4 separate regions of the Homo sapiens genome follow, and all the other regions are linked to region 2. Evidence: chromatin contacts called from ENCODE Hi-C or POLR2A ChIA-PET data. All regions are on one chromosome and are shown on one strand. Each heading gives the region's core, a stretch centred on a gene start or an enhancer-like site at or near the end of the contact. The rest is flanking DNA. Distances are from core to core; before and after follow the strand shown.

The links. A loop is a pair of places that touch in the nucleus more often than their neighbours do. ChIA-PET counts read pairs that join two places held with the same protein, here RNA polymerase II (POLR2A). Pooled maps may share reads with other maps.
Region 1: a loop to region 2 is called in a pooled map, with 12 times the contacts of the local background. The contact joins the promoter of SLIRP here to the promoter of GTF2A1 in region 2. A Hi-C loop is called at or near these places in 6 of 50 pooled maps.
Region 3: a loop to region 2 is called in a pooled map, with 15 times the contacts of the local background. The contact joins the promoter of ADCK1 here to the promoter of GTF2A1 in region 2. A Hi-C loop is called at or near these places in 5 of 50 pooled maps. POLR2A ChIA-PET finds 5 or more read pairs at or near these places in 4 of 52 experiments (B cell, activated B cell, endothelial cell of umbilical vein and 1 more).
Region 4: a loop to region 2 is called in a pooled map, with 15 times the contacts of the local background. The contact joins the promoter of SNW1 here to the promoter of GTF2A1 in region 2. A Hi-C loop is called at or near these places in 8 of 50 pooled maps.

What each region holds. Positions count from the first base shown.
Region 1 is chr14:77,705,223-77,712,564 of GRCh38, forward strand. It overlaps SLIRP (SRA stem-loop interacting RNA binding protein), which reads left to right and starts at 2,881. Exons shown (of 4, transcript NM_031210.6): 1 at 2,881-2,986; 2 at 5,616-5,674. The coding sequence starts at 2,890. ALKBH1 (alkB homolog 1, histone H2A dioxygenase) reads right to left here and starts at 2,801. Exons shown (of 6, transcript NM_006020.3): 1 at 2,600-2,801. The coding sequence starts at 2,782. RefSeq lists an enhancer at 2,435-2,764.
Region 2 is chr14:81,219,219-81,226,038 of GRCh38, forward strand. It overlaps GTF2A1 (general transcription factor IIA subunit 1), which reads right to left and starts at 1,741. Exons shown (of 9, transcript NM_015859.4): 1 at 1,271-1,741. The coding sequence starts at 1,300. GTF2A1-AS1 (GTF2A1 antisense RNA 1) reads left to right here and starts at 2,000. Exons shown (of 2, transcript NR_135252.1): 1 at 2,000-2,307; 2 at 2,421-4,162. RefSeq lists enhancers at 1-463, 336-405, 446-535 and silencers at 876-995, 1,526-1,575, 1,606-1,905.
Region 3 is chr14:77,796,070-77,802,998 of GRCh38, forward strand. ADCK1 (aarF domain containing kinase 1) reads left to right here and starts at 4,040. Exons shown (of 11, transcript NM_020421.4): 1 at 4,040-4,101. RefSeq lists silencers at 151-200, 211-260, 3,966-4,325 and enhancers at 3,365-3,903, 3,904-4,442, 4,516-4,565, 4,576-4,655, 6,037-6,876.
Region 4 is chr14:77,759,222-77,766,295 of GRCh38, forward strand. It overlaps SNW1 (SNW domain containing 1), which reads right to left and starts at 1,935. Exons shown (of 14, transcript NM_012245.3): 1 at 1,893-1,935. The coding sequence starts at 1,906. SLIRP-OT1 (SLIRP overlapping transcript 1) reads left to right here and starts at 1,547. Exons shown (of 2, transcript NR_161324.1): 1 at 1,547-1,895. RefSeq lists enhancers at 1,125-1,899, 1,807-2,126, 2,674-3,448.

The sequences.
Region 1 (7,342 bases), core at 1,631-4,130, 3.5 Mb before region 2:
GCCAACATGGTGAAACCCCGTCTCTACTAAAAATACAAAAATTAGTTGGGTGTAGTGGCGGGCGCCTGAAATCCCAGCTACGAGAGGCTGGGGCACCAGAATTGCTTCAACCTGGGAGGTGAAAGTTGCAGTGAGCTGAGATTGTGCCACTGTACTCCAGCCTAGGAACAGAGCAAGACTCCGTCTAAGAAAAAAAAAAAAAAAAAAAAAGAGAATGAAAAGAGAGTGCTGTAAACAGACAGAAAAAATGTTGCAGTGAGACACTGGGAATCCTGTCTGCTAAAAGTAAAAGCTAAAAAATCCTGTTTGCCCTCTTCTAGATGAAATGTCCAACTGACGCTACAACTTCTGCTTCTGTTAATTACTTAGAAATGAATTTAGTATTTCAGGGGCTGAAGTTTTCTTTGTATGTGAGTATCTAATGGATGGCTCATTACATTGGTTAAGAGACCCACTATGCAGTCATTGAAGTCAAAACATTAAAGGAAAAAACCTTTATTCTTCCCTGAATAGTAAACCTAGGGTCTGCCTTGCCTTAAAATATATGAAACAGGCCGAGCGGTGGCTCACACCTGTAATTCCAACACTTTGGGAAGCCAAGGCAGGTAGATCACCTGAGGTCAGGAGTTTGGGTCCAGACTGGCCAACATGGCGAAACCCCGTCTCTACTAAAAATACAAAAATTAGCCAGGCATGGTGGCGCGTGCCTGTAGTCCCAGCTACTTGGGAGGCTGAAGCAGAAGAATCATTTGAACCTAGGAGATGGAGGTTGCAGTGAGCCAAGATCACGCCACTGCACTTCAGCCTGGGTGACACAGTGAGACGCTGTCTCAGTAAAAAAAAGTATATATATTATATATACACACACATATATACACACACACATATATATATATATGAAACATTCTCTTTGAAAGAGAATGATCTTTTATCTTATCAACTTCTCCAAGTGTGGAGATTCCTGGACAAAATACCAAAAGTTTGCTGATGTATAACCAGTCTCTATAATAAAAGGGCTATATGAAACCCTCTGACAGTACTATCAGCTGAGTTTTCCAGGTACCTAGGCACTGGTAAAACACTTTTAAGCATTTTGTCATGATTTCTTTAATAGGCCATACTTAATACTGCACTATAATTCAACACACTCTCAGAGGTGATGTTAGTGGACCTATTCTATCATATGCTAAACTGAACGACACCACTGAGCTTTTATAAAAGGTTTTCTCTTTCCTCCCTTGCCAGACTGTTAACCACCACTTTCCCCACCAGTCTCATCAGCTGGCTTGTAATAGTAACTTCTCTTAATTACTACTTTAATCTGCTTTGAGCTGAGGAACTAAACACCCAAGCTTTCATGTACTCAACACATACTGTACTTAGTACTGTTTTAGGTCCTGTACTAGACACATAATGGCTCATTCCCTGATGGCTGACATTCTAAAAAGCATGTACATATTATGGTAAAATGTAGGTAAAAGGAGCTGAATGAGAGTCTGAAGCGCTCTGGAGAGAAAAAGTATATTATTATTGGGGTGTGGACTTTCTGTATTTTGACAACTCTAAGACCACTTTTTTTCCCTAACAAATGAAGGTGCTGAAAAGCTGAGCTCAAGTATGCAATCATTAACACTTAATACTGTAGCATCCCAATTTTATCAGAGCTGTTAGGAAGCTTGGAAAGAATGCCTCATCTAGACATCTGTGGACAACACCAAGAGCAAATTAAGGGACTGCATATCCTCAACGTTAAAGTGGATTGTAAAGAAAGAAAATATAAATTGGACTACAGTTTTGGTTCCCCGTTTTCCCTCTTGCCTGTTATGTTCCCTTAAAAAAATAATTTTTAAAAAATCTATTTACTTGAGAACAGGTTATGAGACTGGCTAATTTTTTGTATTTTTGGCGGAAACGGGGGTCTTGCCATGCCCCAGGCTGGTCTCGAACCCCTGGGTTCAAGCGATCCACCCGCCTCGGCCTCCGAAGTGCGGGATTACAGGCTTGAGCCACCGCTCCCGGACTGTGTTCCCCTTCTTAATCTCCATGGGGAAAAGCTGAGAGAGAGAACGGTGCCTGTATTCCATATATACTTGTTTGCCATTTATTTTCAACACGGAGGGATTCTCAGAATCCTTCAATGACCTCCTTCTAAAAGAGCCAGAGGAGAAGACAGGGACTAGTTTTACGCACAGTGGCTTAACAAACAGCGCCGCATCCCTGTCAGTTCTGGGATTCCTCGGGAGTGGTTTTTTTTAAGCTGCAGAAGTCTACCCTACCGTCTACAAAGACGTTCTATGGGGTTTTACAAAAACCCAAACAGAAATGTGAGGAGACAGTTACAGTAAGAAATAAACACGGATTCCCAGGCTCTTTTGACTGAGCGCCCCCGCCAGGAATGGCCGCCTAAAGAAACAGGCATCTCAACGCTTTATTGCTAAGTGTGACGGTTAGTGGGGAGTTCGACTCTGCAGCCAAAGGAGGTCAGGAATCGTTCAATAACAATCGGTCTGGAGGTGAAAAGAGGCGAAGAAGACACGTAAGTCCCTCCAAGACGCGGGGCAAAGCGATGGAGAGACGCGCGCCACTCCTCTCTCTGTACCTTTTGGGCACCAGGACCCTTGCCACGGGCTGCGTGGGCCGCCGAGAAGTCGATGACCCCTTCCAGGTCTGCGGTCCCGGGCCGGCTCTGACGGTAGAAGCGGAAAAGTTTCCGAAAGGCGTCCTCCCCGGGCTCAGTCGCCAGAGTCGCCACAGAGCCCACGGCCGCTGCCATCTTCCCCATCTCGCGGCCTATACCCTCTGATCCGGAAGCAGATTCTCTCGTGTTCCGGATCCGGAAATTTTTTCCGGGGCCGCGACCTCGGCTCGAGAAGGTGCTTTAGTCTGAAGATGGCGGCCTCAGCAGCGAGAGGTGCTGCGGCGCTGCGTAGAAGTATCAATCAGCCGGTTGCTTTTGTGAGAAGAATTCCTTGGACTGCGGCGTCGAGTGAGTGATGGAGATGTGGGAGTAGTGGAATTTTTAGGTCCAAGTGATCCTCAAAGCTTCTGCTTTTTGCAGGGTACTTAAGTCAGCGTGGTGGCTGAATTAGGAGACTGCTCCTGAGCATGCAAGTGAGCAGAAAGAAATTTTGTTTGCAGTTAACCGTTTAGGGATGTCCCTTGAGCTTTTGGGGTCACGAATGCACCGGCTCTTGCCTTTAGGAGTGATTTGGTGTAAAGATTTATTACTTGGTAACCAAGATTTACAATTTAGAAGGGATAATTTTGACTGTAGTGTGGAGGATGGATTCAAGGTGGCAAGATTGTAGGCGTGCAGAGGAGCTAAAAGGCAATTTCATTAATTTACTTAAAACGTGAGGACCTGAATTAGGGCGATGGTAGAAGGATGGTGGTCAGATGCATTAATGTTTTAAAAGCAAATTAGATGCCGTTTCGTGATGGCTTAAGTGGGAGAAGTGTACGGAATAAAGGAAAGGGAGAAATGATTTCTGGGTTTTTAGCATTGGTGAATTGTTTGTTTAGAAGTTAGGAGCAGGCCAAGAGAAGATGAGTAAAGTTTGAATGTGTTGACTTTGAGAAACTTGTGAGGTTTCCGTCAGGCAATTGGACAAAGGTTGTATATCATTGTGGCTGAGAAGTGGACTCCGAAGCTAGACCGTTGGGGTTAGAATTCCAACTTGGCCATTTAATCGTTGTTATCACTTGAATAACTGAAGTTAGTATGGGAAAAGGGCTCACAACTGGGCCTCAGTTTACTCATCGATAAAATGGAGTCAATAATACCCAACTCATAGGATTGTTGAGAGGATTGAGTTTATATGCAAACTTCTTAGACTTGTGTTAGATACAGTGTAAGTACTCAGCAAATGATAGTTATTTTCACGGTAACTAAAATTGAAACTTACGGGAGAGGCCTAGTCTACAGATAAAGGTTGGAATAATTAGTTCTGAAATCTTTCACCACCTTCAATTTTTGTCAGCTGCAGTTTTGAGATGAGGTTTTTATATTTGCTTACCAACATGTAAACATTCGTGGTCACTCTTTTTGTAGATATTCATGTTTCAGGTCAACCCCTGGAAACAAAATGGAGCAAGATTTAGTTTCTTCTAAGTTTTTAGTGGCTCAGATGTGAGTAGTAGAATGGGAAATAGGTTGGTTTGTGCCCCGTGTTTTAAACATGTGGTTGGTGAAGACCAAGCCCAGTAAAGTCTCCCGTAGTCCCTGTGAAACTTTATGGAAAGGCTGAGGAGTTTCATTAGCATCTTGCGGATGCAAGTTTCCAGACAATAAAGGGCTAGTTTAAAACCCTTAAAAAGAGTCAGCATTATGTACAGCTTCGAAACAGTTTCTCTTTGTTGTTCCATTGATTCAGCAAATATTTATTTGAGTATCTATTCTGTGGTAGGCATTGTTCTTGGTGCTTGCAGCTGTTTTTCCTTCACCATTTTAGGCAATTTAGGAAGAGGGTTACCTTCCAGAGCTGGTTTGTTTTGAAATCAGTGTCTTCTAGGACTTTAATTATCTGGTATAAAACATATGTTTAACATTATTTTGTTCTCCAGTATCATATTCTGTGAGACCTTGATCTTGCCAGTTGGTTTGACTTAACCATTAGAGCCCTTCAAAATTTAGTCTCTGTGGATTGTTGGAAGGATTAGTGGACTTTTACTTATTCATTTAGCCAATATTGAGGCCCTGCTGTTTATTGGTCACTGTAAACATAGTGGTTTATATGCTGAGGGAGCTTACAATTAGTGGTGGGGATGAAGAGACTTAGAACAAATATAGGCAATTGTTGAACCAGTGAGGTTTTGGTGAACTAGGAGAACTAAATAGATATTATAAAAAGTAAATCAGTGAAGTACAAGCACTGTAGTTCAGAAGAGAAACAGATCGTGTAGTTTTTAGTCTTTAAGATTATATACTCTAAATCTTTGAAGTCTCACAGGGCTGGTACATTGTCTTGTACTGTGATAGGAGCCCAATAAAGTAATACTCAGTGGATGTACTTGGTTTGGGTCTTGAAGGATAGTTATAGTGTTACAAGTTAGCCAGGGGGAGATAGGATTACCAACATATGGAGGGGAGAGAACAACATATGCAAAGAGGGTAACCCGCAGGACAGATAAAGATAATTCAATTAGTTGTACTAGAGAGTAACTAGGGGCTAGCAGTGGGAAATAAGGCAGGAAGGGTAGGTGAGGGCAACTCAACACATTTTACTAAATTGTGAAAGACCAGTAAGTTGGGATTTTATTTGGAAATCTTCAGTATACCGGGAAACACACTGGATTGTAATTTGTCTTTTTCTTCATTGTGATCTGCTCACAGGGATCATAGTCCACATAGCACAGTAACTGGTATGAAAACACTCGATATTTGCTGAGGATGGAGACTGCAGCCAACTCAACAACTTCTCTGTCCATCTCACCACCAAGTCTGGTACATTATGGCTTTATAGTCAGTACCATAGCTGCTTCCTAAATCTTAAGCCTTTAAGGAAATGCAAAGTAGTTCCTGTCCACAAGAAATCTGGTGACCCTGTCTTTCTACAGTCTAAGATAGAGAATCCAAAATATAGTAACTACTTTTAATGTTTTCTTCTGCCACACAGGTCAGCTGAAAGAACACTTTGCACAGTTCGGCCATGTCAGAAGGTGCATTTTACCTTTTGTAAGTATTAAGGAAAAGTAGGTGGGAGGTGGGGATGGCTAATGGGTACAAAAAAAATAGAATGAATAAGACCTATTTGATAGTACAACAGGGTGACTATGGTCAATAATAATTGTACATTTTAAAATAACTCAGAGTGTAATTGGATTATTTGTAACTCAAAGGATAAATGCCTGAGGGGATGGATACCCCATAAGTCAAAGGATAAATGCTTGAGGGGATAGATACCCCATGCTCCATGATGTGCTTAATTTACATTGCATGCCTATATCAAAACATCTCATGTACTCCATAATAAATATACATATTTATATATATAAATATATAAATATATACACCTAATAATATATAAATATATATAAATATATACCCAAATAAATATATACACCTACTATACACTCACAAAAATTGTTGAAAAAAAAGCTTAAAGTGTTTTAAAAAATTCTTATCTTGCAACAGGGTCTCGCTCTGTCCCCCTGCAGGGGTGCAGTGGCCTGATCTCACTGCAGCCTCTGCCTCCCAGGCTTAAGTGATCTTCCTGCCTTGGCCTCCTGAGTAGCTGGGACTATAGACATGTGCCACCATGCCCAGCTAACTTTTTTGGTATTTTTTAGTGGAGACAGGGTTTCGCCATACTGTCCAGACTGGAAAATTTTTTTAATTTTCATTTTCTTTAAGAGACAGGGTCTTGTTCTGTCACCCCAGGTGGAGTGCAGTGATGCAGTCATGGCTCACTGCAACCTCTGCCTCCCAGGCTTAGGTGATCCTCCCACCTCAGCCTCCTGAGTAGCTGGGACTACAGGCATGCACCACCACACCTGGGTAATTTTTGTATTTTTTGTAGAGATGGGGTTTCGCCATGTTGCTTATGCTGGTCTCGTCGAACTCCTGGGCTCAAGCTATCCGCACACCTCGGCCTCCCAAAATGTTGAGATTACAGGTGTGAGCCACTGTGCTGGCTTATTTTTGTGGAGATGGGGGTCTTGCCATGTTGCCCAGGCTGATCTTGAACTCCTGGCTTCAAGCAATCCTCCTGCATTGGCCTCCCAAAGTGCTGGGATTACAGGCGTGAGCCACTGTGCCCGGCCTACAGTCTTTATTGATTACATTTTGAGTGATACTTGATTAAAAAGTGAAAAAGCTTTATCATAGGTATTTGTGTTAGTTTTTTTATTGTTGTATAACAAAATACCACAAGCGTAATGGCTCAAAAACAACACATCTCTCACAGCTGAGCACAGTTTAGCTGGGTCCTCTCCTTAGGATCTCACATAGCTATATATTCCAGGTGTCAGCTGGGGCTGTGGTGTGTCTCATCAAAGGGTCAACTGGGGAAAAAGACTGACTTGCAAGCTCCCTCATGTGGTTGGCAAAATTCCTTTTTTTTTTTTTTTGAGATGGAGTCTTTCTCCCTTGCCTAAGCTGGAGTTGCAGTGGTGCAGTCTCAGCTTACTGCAACCTCTGCCTCCTGGGTTCAAGCCATTCTCCTGCCTCAGCCTCCTGAGTAGCTGGGACTACAGGCATGCGCCACCACGACCGGCTAATTTTTTTTTTTTTTTTTTTTTTGAGACGGAGTCTCACTCTGTGGCCTAGGCTGGAGTGCAGTGGCGCGATCTCGGCTCACCACAAGCTCTGCCTCCTGGGTTCACGCCATTCTCCTGCCTCAGC
Region 2 (6,820 bases), core at 491-2,990:
ACCAAAACTTGGGGCTCTGAAAGCAGCCCGCGACGGGTGCGAAATCACAGGGTGAAAAAAGGACCTAGAAATAAACTGAGCTCTGCACACGCCTGGCTCTTGCCTCGGGAGCACGCACCTCCCAGCCCCGCTCTCAGCAGCTCTCACTATTTAAAGCCGGATCTGGTGTTTAAATGGAGAGGCGGTGACGTAGGCCTGAAAAGCACCTTCCCATCCTGGCAGAGTCTATATTAGAGAGCGGCAATGGCTCTATATAAACAGGGCAGCCAAAGGGAGGAGGACCACAAGGCTCAGGGACTGAAAAGCAGGGTAAGCGGCCGCAGCCATGATGGTTAGACCCGAGTCGCCAACGGTACGGTGTCGGGCGGCCGCGGGCTGGTCTGCGGCATTTGGGACCGGGCAAAAAACGTGTTTTATTGTCATCATAAAAATAAGAGTTGGGTGGACTAGTGATCACACTGCGTTGGTGACTGAAAAGGTTATTTATGTGACTGCTTTTTGCAAACCTACGTGATCGCAAGTAACAAAAAGGGACCAACGGGAAGAAGTAGGTAAATTTCAAGGCGAAAGCGGGGACACTTGGACCACTGCAGGCTTTTTTTGTTTGTTTTGGTGCTTCTGCTAGGCGAAGATACGATGGGGGTCTTCCCCTTCGCCATTTTACCCATTCGGAAGGAACTGAGATAAGTGCTTTTCAACCAACCTTCGTCCTTTTTTTAAACATAAAATGGCCTCAGAGAAGGTTCCCAAAGCACAGCCGCCAAAAACAACCTAAGAAACCCCCAAAGTAACCATTAATCTTCCACTGCATTAAAGTGGATCACGATGGGTCTCGGGGGTTCGCCCGATTCCCCACACACAGTTTTTGTTCTGTAGCCACTCGGGGAGCCCTCGTCAAGCCAGCGCGGACGGGCCCCTCGGGGGGAAGCGGCGGCTCCCCTCCCGCCCTCCCTCCCGGCGGCCGGGTTCTGGGGCCGGGGCTGCGCGCCCGACCGGGCCCAACCGCCTCCGCGGCCCGGCCCGGCCCGCGGCGGCCCCAGGCCCCACCGGCGCCCCCGCCCTCCCCGCGCCGCGAGCCCTCGGCGCCCCCCCGCGCCCGCCGCCCGGCGCTCCGGCCCGATCCGCCCGAGGCGGGAAGCGGCGGCGGCGGCGGCCGCGCGGGCGGCTGAAGAGTCGAGGCCGGGAGTCGCCGCCGTCCCCGCCCCCGCCCGGTCCGGCCGTTGCTGCAGCCTGAACGAAGCCCCCGCCGGCCACCGAACCACGTCCTTACCACGGTGTTTGTATTTGCCGAGTTCGCCATTTCCACACACAACACAAACAAGAGGGGGCAACCCCAAGAAAACAAGATAAAAACAAAACCAAAAAAAAAAAAACTATAACACCCGGAGGGTGACCCAAATCACCGCAAGATTGGGGAAAAAATTTTAAACAAAATCAATCCTGAAGGAGTAGGGGAGAGCGGAGAGAGGAGGAGGAGGGGGGCACTCCTCCCGCAGCTGAAAACCTCGAGAATCGCCTTAAAAAAAAAAAAAAAGCCACGACCCTTCAGGGGTCCGGGGGGCGTTGCCCGCTCCCCACCCCGCGCCAAGGAGGGAAACCACCACCGGTCACCGCTCCCTGCGCCGCCGCTGCCGCCACCGGCTGCAGCTCCAGCCGTCCGGTCCGCCCGCTTCTCTCCTTTATATAGCGAGCCAACAAGCTGCGCGAGCCACCACCGCCGCCGCCGCCGCCGCCGAGAGACAGGGTGAAGGGGGAGGGAGGGGCGGAAAGGGCGGGGGCAGAGGTGGGCGGGGCTGAGCGCGAGACACCGCGAGAGCCGCGTGCGCAGGCGCGCCGGGGCGGAGGCCGCCGGCGAGCCGCGTTGTCACGCGCCGTGGCGGGTACTGGACTGGCGGAGCCCGGGGAGTGAAGTAGTGAAATCGGACCTACGCCTCTCCAACGCTCGCGTGATCACGTGGTTGGCACCCAGGCGGAAGTCTGCGGCAGTTCTTTGCGGTGAAGAACTTGCAAAGCGTTGCTGGAAAAGACGGGAGTTCTACTGACACTCCAGTCCAAAGCTAGGTGGGACCGCCTCCTGTCGCACGTTTCCGCCTGGTCCCGCGCTTTAGGAGCTAGGAAATGTGACAGAGGCGGTGCCTACTGCCTCGCTAGGAATGGCCGCGGAGGAGGACTGGTCACGTGGCGTGGCTTCCGGCCTCTGGCGCGTTCCTATTCGGGAAGGTTTTAAATGCGGAGTCATCTCTTGATTTGTCAGCGAGGCTTTGACTGTGAGCTTCGCGGCGTTCGCGCCTCACCGCCTCACCGAGGGTGGGTCTTTCGCGCGCAGAATTGTGTAGGATTTTCCAAAGGGAGTAAAAGCCGATCGGGGCCTACTTTTAACATTCCACAATTAGTAACGTCTGATTCGTTTGTTTCCACAGTGGGTACGCTGCGAAGACTAGGCTTATGTTACCCAGAGGTTAGTCCTCTACTAGGCCACGTACTTTAAATAATTTATCACGCTAGTGGAAATGCGGGGTGGAAGAAAACCCCACCAGCCTTTGGATTGTAACAGCACAGTAACTTTCCCTGGTTTTTAAAAATATTGCCAAAATACTGCGACTCCATGTGGCCAACGTATAGTGACTGATCACTTTGAAATGCATGCCCTTGACCCACCAACTCGCATGGCCTCTCGCTATAAGAGAGCAAGCCGGCTGTGTTCCATGTTCAATTCAATAAGTGCAATTCAATAAGCTTTTGACTTGTTCTGCCCAAGCAAATCCTGCCTTTATATCGACCTTGCAAGCAGAACAGAGAATGCTGTTTGGAAGGCAGAATTCATAGTACCTAGTTTTCTTGTCCCTGGGAATTTTGAGGGACTTGAAATGTCGCGTGGATGAGTGAGGGAGTTTGTCTTCCAGAGACAAAGCAAAACGAAACGTCAAAGTTCTGTGCTGGTGAAACCAGATTTGAAGAATATCAAAGGCGTCTTACCAAAGAGGAAAAAAAATGCATCTTGCCAAGACTTGAAGAAAGGGATTAGAGAAACCAGAGGCCTTGAATACTCAGAAAATGGGAGATTGTGAATGGGTGTAGAGGATATCTATGAACCTTGACATTTCTTTTCACGCCAAGTCCATTCCCCTGTTAACAGTTGCTTCCCAGTTTCCTGCACAGCTGCATGGTCTGGGACACTTAAAGAAAAAAATCACAGGAAATCAGTGTTCTTGGTATATTATATAAAGTTATGATTCTATCAACATTTGTAATTCATTTAATATTCAGGTGACAGCCCGAAAATTTACACTAAACAATACCATTCCTGTTAAGTTTTACTACATATTGAGAGGACTTCTTGTTACCTCCCTATTACATACTCCCAAACGCTTTGCACATGGAATCCCTCACCTTCCACCTAGTTTTCCCCCCTACTATTGATATTCTTGACTAAAAGGTTGAGTAGTTTCGCCATCAATTAAAGTTAAAACCACTGCAGACAGGACAGGGAAGAAAAGCTACGAGGTTTGCTCTTCACAGAATTAATCTGTGAAATAATGGATTGTAGTTACTGGATTAAAATGGCAGAAAACCTAGTCTTGGCCTCCTTAAGACCATCAGACTCCCTGGAGGCTCTGAGTTGGCTTCTCTCTTTACACCTAGATTGCAACAAGACCTAAGCACTTGGTTAATATTTACCCAGGAACTTAGATTGCTTGTGTGTCTGGCATCTAGCCATCATGGATTCCATTCCAATATATTGGTTTTCCAGTCCCTCAATAGCTGTTATATGCCTTCATTGCAACATATGTGTGCCATCCAGTTTAGTTTCGGAAAGAAATATTTTCTGTTATACCAAAATTGTAGGACTGAATACTTGGAAGCTGCAGCCCTTTAATTCACAAAACAAAATTTGTGAGAGAAAACTTCTCCCAAGTAAGATTACATTTAGCATCATATTTAAATTGTTTCTATCTGAACTTTTTATTCTTGGTCTCCTACAGCTTGAATGACGTTTCTAACTTTAACAGCTCTTTCTACTATATAAAACATTTATACAGGATTTGCTGTTTGTGATCTTACACTTTGTAGCAGCTATGTACTTAGATAGATACATAATAGTACTCTCCTTGTGATGAATGTTTATGTGTTTTTTTTAACTTCAAAATGATTTATACTGGGAGTTAAAATGTTGCGTCTTTCTTTTAATATGCAGCCTAAACACTAGATAACTGTAAAACAAGAGAAGAAAAGGGAAAAAAAATCGATGTATAAATTTTGCTACACCATCAACAAAATGACAGCAAACCTTCTGTGTCCAAACATTTAAATATTTTACTGTCCAAATGACTATTTTAGCAACAATGCCAAGAAAGAGAAGAGTCTAAAAAGATTGTGGAAATTGGCTTAAACTAAAATCTTGTGACTTCCCAGCAAACTCCATTTTCTTAAATAGTGAAGAAAGAAAAAAAACAAAACTAGTTTTGAGGCATATTTAGGCCCTAGTGCTCAGTATGTATTGGGCACTTTGTATGTATGTATGTATGTATGCTCAGTATGTATTGGGCACTTTGTATGTATGTATGCTCAGTGTGTATTGGGCACTTTGTATGTATGTATGTATGTATGCTCAGTATGTATTGGGCACTTTGGGAGGATACAGAATTGAAGAAGAAAGATGCCTTGAGCTTACTAATCATTTTTTTTCTTTCCTTCTTTTTTTTTTTTTTTTTTTTTGAGACAGACTCTTGCTCTGTCATCCAGACTGGCATGCAGTGGTGCGATCTCGGCTTACCGCAGCCTCTGCCTCGTGGGTTCAAGCTATTCTCCTGCCTCAGCTTTCCAAGTAGCTGGGATTACAGACTCACACCACCACGCCCAGCTAATTTTTGTAATTTTGGTAGAGACGGGGTTTCACCATTGTTGGCCAGGCTGGTTTCAAACTCCTGACCTCAGATGATCCACCTGCCTCGGCCTCCCAAAGTGCTGGGATTACAGGCGTAAGCCGCCGTGCCAAGCAAGTTTACCAATCTTAATGAAAGTCCCTGTTTTAAAGTGTAGTGCATAGTCATAGCATTCATTTAAGCTGTTGAAAGCATACATATTTCAGTCCTACCAAAAAAAATTATACTGCATTCAGATTTCACCTATGTTTTTGTCATTTTCAAAGAAACTGCCGATTTTCACATGCACAAATTTTTGATGGTGGCTATAAGAAATTGCTGACCATACAAATTAGTTCTATACATGTGATGAAGAGATTTTTTAAAATCTTTTTAAATTATCTTTGTCTGTTGTAACTTAGTTTGAAATTGCTACTTCATGTCTTAAAACACCAACCAGCTCTAAGTTATTTTCTGTAGAACAAAGTGTAGACCAGTTTGTAGTTTTTAGCAAAAGTAAATTAACTTAGTGTGGAGTTTTGGTGGAATCAGGTTTGACTCTTGCCACTAAATTCCTGTGTGACATTGTGCCATGATTCTGTGTCAATAAGGTGAAATAATCACCACCACCTATCGTTGTTGGAAAATCAAAGGTAGTAGGAAGTGCTTTGACAAGTATTTGGTGGGTGTTTTATTATTAATGGTAACTGTAACAGCTACACCAATATCATCAAAGCTGGGGAAAGATGTTCTTAAATCACTTTGTAGAACACTACCATTACATTTTAATCATGATGGCTGCATGTTGTGGTTCATGCCTGTAATCCTAGCACTTTGGGAGGCTGAGACAGGCAGATCACTTGAGGCCAGGAGTTCAAGACCAGCCTGGCCAACATGGCGAAACCCTGTGTCTACTAAAACTGCTAAAAATTAGCCAGGTATGGTGGCATGTGCCTGTAATCCCAGCTACTTGGGAGGCTGAGGCATGAGAGGCAAAGGTTGCAGTGAGCCAAGATCGTGCCTGGGCACCAGAGCTGGAGACACACTCTGTCTCAAAAAAACAACAACAGCTGGGAGTGGTGGCTCAGGTCTGTAATCCCAGCACTTTGGGAGGCTGAGGTGGGTGGATCACTTGAGGTCAGAAGTTTGAGACCAGCCTGGCCAGCATGGTGAAAACCCATCTCTACTAAAAATACAAAAATTAGCTGGGTATGCTGGTGCCTACTTGTAATCCCAACTACTCAGGAGGCTGAGGCACGAGAATCACTTGAACCCAGAGGCTGCAGTGAGCCAAGATTGCACCACTGTACTCCAGCCTGGGTGACAGAGCGAGACCCTGTCTCAAAAAAAAAATTTTTTTTTAAATAATGATGTCAGTGGCCAATGCTTACTTTACAAGAAACTCAGCCAAATTTTGATAACTCAAGTGGTGAATATCTAACAGCATCCCAGCCTCACAATGCATTTTAAAACTTGTTTTTTCTTTCTTGCTTGCCTTCAGCCTTGAAACATACTTTGAAACTGTTTGTCCCTTTCCCACCAGCCTTTTCTGAGAACAGGGCTCACTTATCTTAATGATGTGCTTGCTTAAAAATTCCAGGGGCCAATTTTGAAACAAACTAGACAGAGAGACCCCAACTGCAGAATCCTCCTGCTCAAGGGGGATTAGGAACCATTAGCCCAGCACTACCAGCTGAGGTCAGGATGACATGAACTGGGCCTTCAGGCAGGCAGTTACTGAAGATGACCGTCAGAAGAAGACACACAGACCTACACCTTCCTGCGCTACTCCTGCATATTTCCCACACCTTTTTGCTTCTTAAACCCCTTCACTCACTCCAAAAAGTTGGAGTGATCTGTTAAAGGCATGAGCCTGTCCATCCCCCAACTGCTAACATTGGAATAAAGTTGCTTTCCTTTCACTACACGTCGCTTCTCATGCTTTCAGCCTCTGAGCA
Region 3 (6,929 bases), core at 2,790-5,289, 3.4 Mb before region 2:
GCCTCACTGTACCCTTGACCTTCTGGGCTCAAGTTATCTTCCCACGTGAGCCTCCTGAGTAGTTGGGATTTTAGGCATGAGCCACTGTGCCTGGCCCTTATTATTATTTTATTTTTAATTTATTATTATTTTTTGAGATGGAGTCTTGCTCTGTCACCCAGGCTGGAGTGCAGTGACATGATCTCGGCTCACTGCAACCTCTGCCTCCTAGGTTCAAGCGAGTATCCTGCCTTAGCCTCTAGAGCAGCTGGGACTACAGGCGTGTGACACCACGCCCAGCTAAGTTTTGTATTTTTAGTAGAGACGGGGTTTCACCATGTTGGCCAGGCTGGGCTGGAATTCCTGACCTCAAGTGATCTGCCTGCCTTGGCCTCCCTAAGTGCTGGGATTACAGGTGTGAGCCACTGCACCTGGCCTAATGCTCCCTTTTTTCTGTTCCTAAGCCACTTTGTTCATACCTCAATCTTAACACTTCTCACATTATTTGGAAGTTATCAATCTTCTTATCTTAATGCCTATACATTGCAAACTTTAGATGGTGGGGGCTGTGTTATTTAACTCTATACTACTGCTACCTCTGTGCTGCAATTATCTTTTTTTTTCTTTTTTAGTGACCGGGTTTAGCTCTCTCTCTGTTGCCCAGCTGGAGTGCAGTGGCAAGACTCATCAAAGCTCACTGCAGCCTTGAACTCCTGGGCTCAAGATCCTCCCTCCCTGGCCTCCAGAGTAGCTGGGACTACAGGCATGCGCCACCATGCCCAGCTAATTTTTAATTTTTCTGTAATCTCATAGGGTCTGGCTATGTTGCTCAGGCTGGTCTCTAACTCCCAGCTTCAAGCGATTCTCCTGCCTTGGCCTCCCAAACTGTCGTGGTTACAGGGATAAGCCACTGTGCTCAGTCTATGCTGTCTTTCAATAAAGACAAGTGCTTAAATTTAATGTAGTTTAAATTTATCAAAGTTTTATTTACAGTTTGTGATTATGGCACTTAATAAACCCTACCCTGAGATCATAAGGATGTTTTCTTTTCTTGTAAAAGTTATAATTTTGGGGAACGATAGTAAGAAGAAAAAAAAAGTTGTAATTTTAAAATGCTTTAATTTCCCCTGTAAGTCTTTAACCTACCTTGAATTAGTTTTTGCATAGGGGATCCAACAGGTAACTGGTTGTTCCAGCCCATGTACTGAATACTCTATCTTCCCTCACTGAACTATAATTCCAGCCATACCTCATTTCATAGATGCCTGCATGTTTGGGCTCTGTAGGTGGTTCCATTTCCCCCTCTGCCTTTCCCTATTCCAATATCACATGGTCTTAATTTGTATAGCTTTATAATACATGTTGACATGGAAGGGTGCGTCCTTGAAACACATTTTTCTTCTTCAAGAATGTTTTGGCTATGCTTTGCCTTAAAGTGGTGGTTTTTTTTTGTTTTTTGTATTTTTTTTTTTTTTTGAGACAAAGTCTCGCTCTGTCACCCAGGCTGGAATTCAGTGGTATGATCTTGGCTCACTGCAACATTTGTCTCCCGGGTTCAAGGATTCTCTTGCCACAGCCTTCTGAGTAGCTGGGATTACAGGTGTGCACCACCATGCCTGGCTAATTTTTGTATTTTAGTAGAGATGGGGTTTTACCATGTTGGCCAGGCTGGTGATGAACTCCTGACCTCAACTGATCCACCTGCCTTAGCCTCCCAACGTGCTGGGATTACAGGCACGAGCCACTGCGCTGCCCTTTGTTTTTTCATACACACTTTTGATTAGTTTGTGAAGGTCCAGAAAAAATTATGTTGGAAATTTGATTGGAACTGCATTGGACTGATAGATTAATTCCCCCATGAAAAAAATAGCTCAAGAGATGTTTATAGAATAAACAAACGTCTGAGGCCTGGCGTGGTGGCTCACACCTGTAATCCCAGCACTTTGGGAGGCCAAGGCCAGAGGATGGCTTAGCACAGAAATTCGAGACCAGCCTGGGCAATATAGTGAGACCACACCCCCCAGCTTTTCTTGAGAAAAAATTTAAAAAATTTAGCCAGGCGTGGCAGTATGTGCTTGTAGTCCCAGCTACTCCACAGACTGAGGCAGGAGGGTACCTTGAGGACAGGAAGTTGAGGCTACAGTGATGGAGCCTCTACACTCCAGCTTGGGCAACACAGCCAGACCCTGTCTCAAAAAAAAAAAGAGAAATGTTTTTGATACATGTCTTCAAAGTGCATCTTATAAGTCAACATTTGATAATGGAGATCAGTGAATGAATGAATAAGGGCCAAAGATAACTAAGATTAGCTAGCATATTATATTTATTTATTTATTTATTTTGAGACGAGTCTTGCTCTGTTGCCCAGGCTGGAGTGCAGTGGCCCAATCTCAGCTCACTGCAACCTCCACCTCCTGGGTTCAAGCAATTCTCCCACCTCAGCCTCCCGAGTAGTTGGGATAACAGGTGCCCGCCACTATGCTGGGCTAATTTTTCTTTTTCTTTTTTTTCTTTTTGGAGACAGAGTCTCACTCTGTTGCCTAGGCTGGAGTGCAGTGGCGTGATCTCAGCTCACTGCAACCTCCGCCTCCCGGGTTCAAGCGATTCTCCTGCCTCAGCTTCCTGAGTAGCTGAAATTCCAGACGTGCACCACCACACCAGGCTAATTTTTGTATTTTTAGCAGAGACAGATTTCACTATGTTGGCCAGGCTGGTCTCAAATTCCCGGCCTCAAGTGGTCCGCCCACCTTGGCCTCCCAAGGTGCTGGGATTACAGGAATGAGCCACCGCACCCGGCTTAATTTTTCTATTTTTAGTAGAAATGGGGTTTCACTATGTCGGCCTGGCTGGTCTCCAACCCCTAGCCTCAGGTGATCTGCCCGCCTCAGCCTCCCAAAGTGCTGGGATTACAGGTGTGAGCTACTGCGTCCTGCCCAGCCAGCATTATTATTATTATTTTTGAGACGGAGTTTCGCTGTTGTTGCCTAGGCTGGAGTGCAATGGCGTGACCTCGGCTCACCGCAACTTCTGCCTCCCGGGTTTCTAGTGCCTCAGCCTCCTGAGTAGCTGGGATTACAGGCATGCACCACTAGGCCTGGCTAATTTTTGCTATTATTAGTAGGGACGGGGTTTCTCCATGTTGGTCAGGTTGGTCTCAAACTCCCGACCTCAGGTGATCTGCTAGCCTTGGCCTGCTGGGATTACAGGCGTGAGCCACCGCCCCGCCAGCATACATCAATTGTCAGTAAATTTCTTCTTCGCCTACTAGTTCCAATATCTTATTTAAAATCTATGGCCCGGTGAGGTGGCTCAGGCTTGTAATCCCAGCACTTTGGGAAGTCAAGGCGGGTGGATTGCCTGAGTTCAGGAGTTCAAGACCAGCCTGGGCAAAATGGCGAAACCCCGTCACTCCTAAAAATACAAAAAATTAGCAGGGCGTGGTAGCACACTCCTGTAATCCCAGCTACTCAGGAGGCTGAGGCAGGAGAATCACTTGAACCCGGGAGGCGGAGGTTGCAGTGAGGCGAGATGGGCCACTGCACTCCAGCTTGGGCGACAGAGTGAGACTCTGTCTCAAAATGAATGAATGAATGAATGAATGAATGAATAAAATCTACGAGGTCGGGCGCAGTGGCTCACTCTTGTAATCCCAGCACTTTGGGCGGGCGGATCATTTGAGGTCAGGAGTTTGAGACCGGCTTGGCCAACATGGTGAAACCCCATCTCTAAAAAAAATACAAAAATTAGCTGTACTGCTTGGGCGACAGAGCGAGACTCAGTCTCAAAAAAAAAAAATCTACAAATCCACTTCATCTTTCATTAAACACGAACCTGGGACGTAGTTAGAATGTCTTGAAGAAAATATTTCAGTAATATTCCAAGTCCGTCGCCCTGGCAAAGCAACAAGGCCACCTGACGGAGTAAGCCCGAGACCCCTGTGCCTCCACAGTACTGCCCGCGGGATCGCGGCGTGGGGAACCAGGAACTACAAGTCCCGGCAGGCCGCGCGCGCCTCGGCTTCACTAAGCGCAGTCAGGTGGCTGTCCCCGCACGGTTCCCAGCTAATTCCCCGCTACCGGGTTGCGGCCGGAAGCCGGGCGCCGCGGCTCTGCTTCCCTCGGGGTGAGTAGGGGCAGCTCGCCGGAGGCCGGCGCAGAGCTCGGGCCGACCAGCCTGGCAGGGCCGCACCGCGCCTGGAGCGCGAGGGAACCGGCATGGACACGCCGGGAGTCGGCCTCTGCTCCGGTTGTGCAGCCGCCCTGGGCGCCGGGAGGGACAGCCCCATGACCTTGTCACCTGGGCCCGGCGCGCGGCCACGTGGCTCGGGTGACTCGCATTGCCCCGCCCCCCTGCAGTGACTTCTCCAGTTTGGCACACCAGTGGGCTTTCATGTGACCTGTCCACTTCAGTGGCACAGTCTTGCAGGCACCCGAGTGGGCAGAGCTGGAGGAGGGCCGGAGGTGGCTCACCCAGACGCCTTCACCCCCTGGTGGCCCTGTGAGTTCCGAGGCAGAAGCAGCTGGAGCTGGAGCGTGGTCTGGGCAAGAGCAGGGGGCGATGCCCATATCCTGGCCCTCCACCCGGTCTTGCGAACGTGCCCCAGACCGCTGCTTATCTCCAGCATCTTGCAGGGCCCTGGGCTTCCAGATCACACAGTAGATATGTGCTAACAGCAGCCAGTGTGTGTGGAGAGCAACCTTTAGATAAGACACCTAGAACAGCCCTCTCCCAGGGTTAAGTGGCATTTACTTTCTACTAACAAGAAAGTCATTCAACAAGTATTTATTGTTTACCTCCATGATACTTGGCACTTAGTAGGTGCTCAAGAAATATTTGCAGAGTTGAAGTGAATTAGACTTTATCTGTGGCTTCATATGTTTTATTTAATAATTTTCTTGGGGCTGGATGTGGTGGCTGATGCCTGTAATCCCAGCACTTTGGGAGGCCAAGATGGGAGGATTGCTTGAGGGCAGGAGTTCAACACCAGGCTGGGCAACATAGTGAGACTCCCGTCTGTATTAAAAGAAAAAAAGGAAAATAAATAAAATAATTTTCTTACTACAGTGGTTCTCAAACTTTAGCATGCACCAGAGTCACCTGGAGAGCTAGTAACAACACACAGTACTGGACCCCATCCCCAAAGTTTCTGATTCTGTAAGTCTGGTATGAGGACCAAGAATTGGCGTTTCTAACATGCACCCAAGTGATGCAGTTGCTGTTGGTCTGGGGACCATACGTTGAGTACCACTGCTTTATAGGAAAAAAAATCCTGTGAACTTAAAGCACTATCTCTTCACACCTGGTTACGGGTCTTTCTGTCTTTATTTGCCAGTTTTACTTTTTTGGTGATTGTAAATATGTGCATATTACTTTGTACACTGTTAACTCCCTCCATATTAATTTATATACAGATTTTAATGTAGTCTATACTTGTCATTTTTCCTGGTTACATCATATTCTACCTTATTGGGTCATTCTTTGCTTGGCCATTTCTCAACTGGCCTCAGGGATGTGCGATTTGATCTGTACTAGAAGAGTGTGCATATTCTTACTTTCTGCTATGCAGTCATTTTCTTGTCAGACAAAGGACCTGTAAGAATATTAGTTGGGGCCGGGTGCGGTGGCTCACACCTGTAATCCCAGCACTTTGGGAGGCTGAGGTGGGCGAATCACTTGAGGTCAGGCGTTCAATGCCAGCCTGGCCAACATGGTGAAACCCCATCTCTACCAAAAATACAAAAAAATTACCTGGGCGTAGTGGTGTGTGCCTGTAGTCCCAGCTACTTGGGAGGCTGAGGAGGAGAACAGCTTGAACCCGGGAGACGGAGGCTGCAGTGAGCCGAGATCGTGTCACTGCACTCCAGCCTGGGCGACTGAGCAAGACTCCGTCTAAAAAAAAAAAATTTAGTTGGGTCAGCCATCCATTTCTTCACCAGGGTAACTCACTAAATATGCCTCCTGGGTTAAGGTTTCCATGTTGCAGGGACTCCAGTGGCCTATTTCAGGGCCCAGCAAGCTGCTTGTTCTTGTGCACTTTTTGCTCTCTTGGTGGGAGCAGTCATACATGGATTCAAGTTCTGCCTCCATCACTTACCAGCTCCTTGGCCAAGTTTTCTACCTTTTCTAAAACACCACTTCCTTATCCATAGATTGAAGCTCTAATAGCATGCACCTCGGAATCTGGTTGTGTGAGTTAATGAGCTAATAAGTGCTTGGTACTGTAGCTCTCCCGTTGGAAGCTCACTCTCTTCTCTTACCTGCTGCTTGCTCTTTGCATCTGGCTTTGCCCTATTCTCCCTCAGTCTGCCTTTCCTAGGATGGACTGAATGGAGGATTTCTATTCCTTGCCTGGGTGAGAATTATTTTTGTTGTCTATTCTGGGACCTTGGCATCAGTCAGGGATTCCTTTTTTTATTTTTTGAGACAGAGTGTTGCTCTGTCGCCCAGGCTGGAGTGCAGTGGCACGATCTTGGCTCACTGCAGCCTCTGCCTCTCGGGTTCCAGCAATTCTCTTGCTTCAGCCTCCCGGGATTCCTTTATTTAATCAACATTGATTTAAGGACCTTGAGTGCTTAGGCATCAAACACTAGGAAAGGGAGTTTGATTAAAATTTGGTTCCTAGCCGGGCGCGGTGGCTCACGCCTGTAATCCCAGCACTTTGGGAAGCCAAGGCGGGCGGATCACGAGGTCAGGAGATCGAGACCATCCTGGCTAACATGGTGAAACACCGTCTCTACTAAAAAAAATACAAAAAAATTAGCTGGGCGTGGTGCCGGGTGCCTGTAGTCCCAGCTACTCAGGAGGCTGAGGCAGGAGAATGGCTGGAACCCGGGAGGCGGAGCTTGCAGTGAGCCGAGATTGCGCCACTGCACTCCAGCCTGGGCGACAGAATGAGACTTCATCTCAAAATAAATAAATAAATACAATTTGGTTCCTGGACTACATTACTA
Region 4 (7,074 bases), core at 685-3,184, 3.5 Mb before region 2:
CAGGCCAGATGATGTGGTGGCTCACGCCAGTAATGCCAGCACTGTGGGAGGCTGAGATGGGTAGATCAGATCAGTTAAGCCCAGTTCAAGACCAGGCTGGGCAACATGGCAAAACCCCATCTCTACTAAAAAAAACAAAAATTAACTGGGCATCATGGCAAGCGTCTAGAGTCCCAGCTACTCTAGGGCGCTGAGGCAGGAGGATCACCTGAGCCTTGGGAGGTTGAGGCTGCAGTGGGCTGTGATTGGGCCACTGCACTCCAGCCTGGGCAAGAGTGAGACCCTATATCAAAAAATAAAATAAATAAAAAATACCCATGACATCTCTAGAAATTTTTCCTGTGTGTCCATTTCAAATTCCACCTTTTCCACAAAGTCTCCCCTCATAACTTTACTAGTCTATGACACAGTGTCTCACACCTGGGGAGCACTCAAATGTTTGCTGCCTGTAACATTTACTAAACAAACTCTTGGCTGGGCATGGTAGCTCATGCCTGCAATCCCAGCACTTTGGGAGGCCTAGGTGAGAAGATTGATGGAGGCCAAGAGTTGGAGACCACTCTGGCCAACGCAGTAACACCCTATTTCTAGTTTTTTTTTAAAAAAATTTCAGATGCCGGGCATGGTGGCTCATGCCTGTAATCCTAGCACTTTCGGAGGCCGAGACAGGAGGACTGCTTGAGGCCAAGAATTCAAGACCAACCTGGCCAACACAGCGAGACCGCATCTCAAAAAATAAAGTTAAAAAAAAAAGCAAAAAAATTTTAGAAACGAGGGTGGGGAGAAAACTCTCCAGCCCACATAACTTATTCCATTCAATTCTTTTTGCACTAAGGTTAGTATTACACAAATGCACATTTTGTGTTCTGTAATTGTTTTATGTCTGTATACCTTGCACCCCTATCTTCCCTGTTGCCAAAGACAGATTTTCTTCTGTGTACACAACCCCCAGGACAGAGCAAGGCACCAACAGTAATTCCCAAAATAATTTTTTGATTAAAACTTTTGGAGTCATACTGTCATCAGCCAGAAAAAAAAACATGCGTGAGGAGAATGAAGGGTGTTAAAAGAGCTCAAGCTGATGTCCTGAAAGGATTACTTTATCTATAACCTTCCTGAACACTAGCCTTTTCCTGTTGAGTTCGCATGGAAAGTTTTTCCACTTAAAATGGGGCAGCAAGGCTGGGAACTAGTAGGAGTAGCGTAACTTCTCGGACTCTCCCACTGAAAAGCATCTTTTTCTTAAAGGCGGAGAGCACTTTACAGACGGTTACTAAGGTAACCGGAAACAGCAAAACTGAGGTGGTTCTATCTACGGAAGAAATTCTAAGCTCCAAAGTTAAAATGCGGAGCAGTGGCGCATATCAGCAGACGGCGGTCACTACTGTGGCTCATTTAAATCTGTGTTCAGCTCCGGGCCTCTTTTTTCAGGAATCCTTGTTTCGGGACACCCAGTGGACAGCGAAAGGAGAGAGACCACCACAGGCAAACGGCCGGAAAGCCGCGCAGTCGCAGCCCGCGCGCTTCACTCCGCCCAAATAAGCCACTACCGTCACCAACCCCATCTCGTTCGCCCGAGCCGCGGACCTGAGGGAGCGCTGTCCGCTCCCCGCAAGATGCTCACGCGAAAAACCCACTCTTCAGTGTCTGAGACCACTCCGCAGCTTTCGGCCTCGGTGAGCGGGTGAACTAAACCCGGGAAACCGCTGAAAGACCCCAGCTTCGACTAGGCCTAGTCGTAGCGGCGGCCAGCGGGAGGGCGTAGCCGTAGTCTTGGCCCACGTCATTCTGTGCCCCGGGTCAGGTCACCGCCCGGAGGGTATGGGAAGAGAAATGAAGAAGACTGGTACTCCCAGACCCTTCCGTATCGAGGACCCCAATCAACAACCCACCTGGTGAGCGCCATCTTCTTCCGCTTCTTCCAGCGCGAGCGACAGCACCGCTGGGCGGGTCTTTCCAGATGATGAGGAGCGGAAAGGAAGGAGTGCGCGATGCGCAGGCGCTCTGGCCGAAAAGGCCTTCTGGGATTTGTAGTTCTTTGAACAGGAGTACCGTTTGTATTCTGACCAGACCAAGCGGTTATCAAGGAATAATCTCTTCAGCTAGCAACAAATGCATAACTCGATCGCTTATATGCGACATGATAGGGCGTTCCCTAGGCAAAATATCAAAGATACAGGGAGATGCCTTTTAGGCCGCTTTATTACGTTCCTTACTCAGTCCCGTTCCCCGAGAAGGGGTACAAAATACAAAAGCTTCCCGGGGACAGCTACTTTAAGTAAGAGTGATAGGGCGTTTAAAACGACAGGTAATAATGAGACTAGCTAATGGAGAGTCCTTGGACTCTCTGAAAACATTCACACTCAAAACTTTTCTTTAAACCATATCCTCTCACCCGCCAAAACACTCTCTTGGGGAGATATTTCGTAATCCTTGGTAATTTACCGAGTGTCTGGGTTCTCTGCCCAGGGTATGACAAGGCTGAAATCTCATAGGAGGCTCTGGAGAAAAATCCATCTCCTAACTCATTCTTGTTGGCAAAAATCAGTTCCTGGCGGTTGTGGGATCGAGTTCCCTGTTTTGTTTTGTGCTGTTAGTGGTGGCCACCCTCAGCTCCTAGGGGTCACTCTCGAGTCCTTCCCACATGAGCCCTATTTATTGGTAGTTCACAACATGGATATTTGCTTTCTGAGGCACATCTTTCTGACTCCTCTTCTGCCACTGTTGGAGAAAAATGCCCTGCTTTTAAAGGGCTCATGTGATTAGATCAGGAGCACCTGGATAATCTCCCTATTTTAAGATCAACTCTTGGCCGGGCGCAGTAGCTCACACTTGTAATCCTAGCACTTTGGGAGGTCGGGGCGGGCGGATTGCCTGAGCTCAGGAGTTCGACAAAGCCTGGGCAACATGGTGAAACCCTGTCTCTACTAAAAATACAAAAATTAGCTGGGCGTTGTGGCGCGCTCCTGTAGTCCTAGCTACTGGGGAGGCTGAGGCAGGAGAATCGTGTGAATCAGGAGACGGAGGTTGCAGTGAGCCAAGATCACGCCACTGCACTCCAGCCTGGCGACAGAGTGAGACTGCGTCTCAAAAAATAAAAATAAATAAATAAATAAATAAATAAATAATATAAAAGAATAGCTGGGTGTGGTGATGTGCTCTTGTTTTCTCAGCTACTTGGGAGGCTGAGGTACAAGAATCGCTTGAACCCAGGAGGTGGAGGTTGCAGTGAGCCGAGATTGCACCATTGCACTCCAGCGTGGGTGACAAAGTAAAATTCTGTCTCAAAAAAAAAAAAAAAATCAACTCTGCCACACCGCATAACAGAATCAGAATCTTCATAGTCATGGCCCCAGGGGTTATGTAGGTCAGGTACTGTGGGGGTTGGGTGAGGAGGAGATCTTGGGGGATATCCTAGAATTCTGCCTGCCACAGCATGTAAACCAAAAAAACAAAAAGAAAAAATCTTTTGGTAAATACAGGATTGTTAATCACATTGTGTAATATAACCTGCATGGCCTGGGAGCCCGAAGATTAGAGTTTAAGATGTAGCTTTGGCTGGGTGTGGTGGCTTGTGCCTTTAATCCCAGCACTTTGGGAGGCTGAGGCGGGCAGATCACCTGAGGTCGGGAGTTTGAGACCAGCCTGACCAACATGGAGAAACTGCGTCTCTACTGAAAATACAAAATTAGCCGGGCGTGGTGGTGCTTGCCTGTAATCCCAGCTACTCGGGAGGCCGAGGCAGGAGAATCGCTTGAACTCGGGAGGCGGAAGTTGTGGTGAGCCGAGATCGTGCGTCGTTGCACTCTAGCCTGAGCAACAAGAGTGAAACTGTCTCAGAAAAAAAAAAAAAAAAAAAAAAGATGTAGCTTCAGCACCAATAAATTCTTATAGGGCAAGTCATTTAATTTATTTGGGCCCCAGTTTTATTGAACTTAAAATGCTGATCATGTTATCTGCTTTACCTATATTTATATAAATGTAAAATAATTATATACAATACAGCAGAGTATGAGCCTTAAATGAGGTAATGTAGGTGGATATGTTTTTACTTAACTCTTAAGTACTATGTAAATATGTTAGTTATTACAGTTAATATTTTGGTTGACAGTGATCTACTTCAACCTCTGCTCCAGGAATGTATTATTTCTAAAAGGAGAAAAACAGAGAAGCAAATTATAGAACGTCCTGGAAGCCAAGATCAAGGAGCTTAGATTTAGTTCAGCAGGTGATTTGCAGCTGAAGGAGGACTTAAGTAGAGGGCCTGGGTCAAAGGAACAGGCAAGAAAGACAATTCTTAAGGCAGAATGGGTTTCTATGGCAATGAGAGACAAAGGAGGCTACTGAGGACAAGGTTAAAATAATTAACATGGGAAATCAGTAAGACATAGACCAAGACCTGGGATGCAGGATTGAAAGAACAGGGTGGAGAAGAGCTTTTGCAATCCACTCTCATTTTCCACAGAGGCACATCATGCAAGGCATTTCCACCAGTCATAGTCCCTCGCTGTTTTGGGGGTGTGTAAAGAATAGAAACTGACTTTAATAGCAATCCTATCAAAACAATTAAGAAAGCAAATCTACTGCAAACGTGATACAATATTATACCCAAAGGCCTAGTGCTTTCTTTGGTTTTGTTGGGGAGGGGGTTTGGTGTTAAGCTATGCTGAATCTTCAGTGCCTATCCATCCCTCATTATCATAGGTAATTAGCAGCTGCCTGCTCATGTAGAGAGCCCAGTGCATGCTGGAATCAGTAATGCGCCAGGTTGCAAGAAGCAATCAATTCACTCCAGTCTTAGAATTCTGGATAGAGAGTAGAATTGTTCTCAGAGAACCTAGGGCCTAATTTGATTCCTAAGTAGGTGTGGCTATGTAGCCACAAGTAATATAGCTTGTGAGGTGGTAGGGAGGACAAGTTAAGCACATATTCTGGAGTCAGCTTTCCTGCCTTCTGATCCCAGCTCCCTAATTTATGAGCTGTAGATTCTGGATAAGTCACTTCTCTCTGTCTCAGTTTTCTCACTGGCCAATAAAAAGGGTGAGGGGCGTGGAATCAGTATAACTTATCCTCAATAAAGCTATTGGGAGGATTAAATGAGTTAATCATGTGAAGTGCTTAGAAAAATGCCCAGCATAGAGTAAGCGCTCAAAAATTAATTATGCTTTCTGGCTTTAATGAATTGGCCTTAATTTATTAAGGTTCAGGTTTTGCATCTGCAAAGTGAGGCAGTTGAACTCAATTTTATTTCTGGGGTACCTTCCCACTAACATTTTCTACTATAGGATGTTTTTTTAAATTTACTTCAATGCCAGTATTTTATGCTCTGATGCCATTATGCTTTAGTTATTATGGCTATATTATTATAATCATTCTCTGATAAAAAGTAGAGCTGCTCCACCACACCGTTCTTACTTTTTGGATGTGTTTTACGTGCCCTCTCAATGTTTAAAATTTTTTTTTAATTAAAATATTGGTTTGCATTAAAGCATAGTTAAAAAGGCTAGAGCCAATGATTACTTAGGAACTGCGAAAGAAATAACGTATCTTTACGATGGAGAGATTTGGCTGTCATCACTTTTGCTTCACTAACAGTGGAACAATCTGACACTAGGTGCTTTTAATAGGAAGTTCCCCAGTTTTCTTTCTTTCTTTCTTTCTTTCTTTCTTTCTTTCTTTTTTTTTTAGACCGAGTCTTCCTCCGTTGCCCAGGGTGGAGTGCAGTGGTGCGATTTCGGCTTACTGCAACCTCTGCCTCCCTAGTTCAAGCGATTCTCCTGCCTCAGCCTCCCGAGTAGCTGGGATTACAGGCATGAGCAAGCACGCCTGGCTAATTTTTGCATTTTTAGTAGAGATGGGGTTTCACCATGTTGGCCAGGCTAGTCTTGAACTCCTGGCCTCAAGTGATCCACCCACCTTGGCATCCCAAAGTGCTGGGATTACGGGTATGAGCCACTGCACCTGGCCGGAAGTTCACCAATTTTCTGATCAAACCAGACCTAATGTCCAGTTCACAAGAAATTCAGGGGATAGAGTAACAAGTTTAAAAGCATGAGGAAACAATCAGTAAAATCCAGAATGTGAGACATTCTACAAGACAACTGACTGAGACTCTACAAAATGTCAATGTCATGGAATGGATGTGAATAGAATAGATGAAAACAGATTGATGAGACATGACACATAAAATTAGTAAACCTTGATGGGATTCTGGTTCAGTTGGGGAAAACTATAAAAAATATTCTTGGGACATTTGGAGAAAGTTGCATATGGAGTGATAATAGACAACATTGTAGAATTTTTGCTAAATTTCTTAGGAGTATTAATGACATTGTGGTTAAGTAGAAGAACGTTCTTATTCTTGGGAGATGCATGCCAGAGGATTTGGGGATGAAATGTGTCAACTTACTTTCTTCTTTTTTGTTTGTTTTTTGTTTTGAGACACAATTTTGCTCTTGTCACCCAGGCTGGAGTACAGTGACGCAGTCTTGGCTTACTGCAATCTCTGCCTCCCGGGTTCAAGTGATTCTCCTGCCTCAGTCTCCCAAGTAGCTGGGATTATGGGCGCCTGCCACCATGCCCAGCTAATTTTTGCGTTTTTAGTACAGACGAGGTTTTACCATGTTGGCCAGGCTGGTCTCGAACTCCTGACCTCAGGTGCTCCATCCACCTGGCCTCCCAAAGTGCTGGGATTATAGGCCTGAGCCACTATGCCCAGCCTCAATTTACTTTCAAATAGTTTATCTCAACAACAAAAAATGTGTGTGTGTGTGTGTTTATAGTGAGAGAGTGTGAGAGAGCATGAAAGGGAAAGCAAAATGTTAACAATTATTTAAGCTTAGATGGGGGAGTGTGGACTGTATAGGTGTTTATTGAACTATTGTTTCAACTTTTATATATATATGAAAATTATCTCTTTTTTTTTTTTGAGACAGGGTCTCACTCTGTTGCTCAAGCTGGAGTTCAGTGGTATGATCACGGCTCACTACAGCCCGAATCTCCCAGGCTCAAGCGATACTCCTACCTCAGCCTCCCAAGTAGCTAGGACTACAGGCATGTGCCACCAGGCCTGGC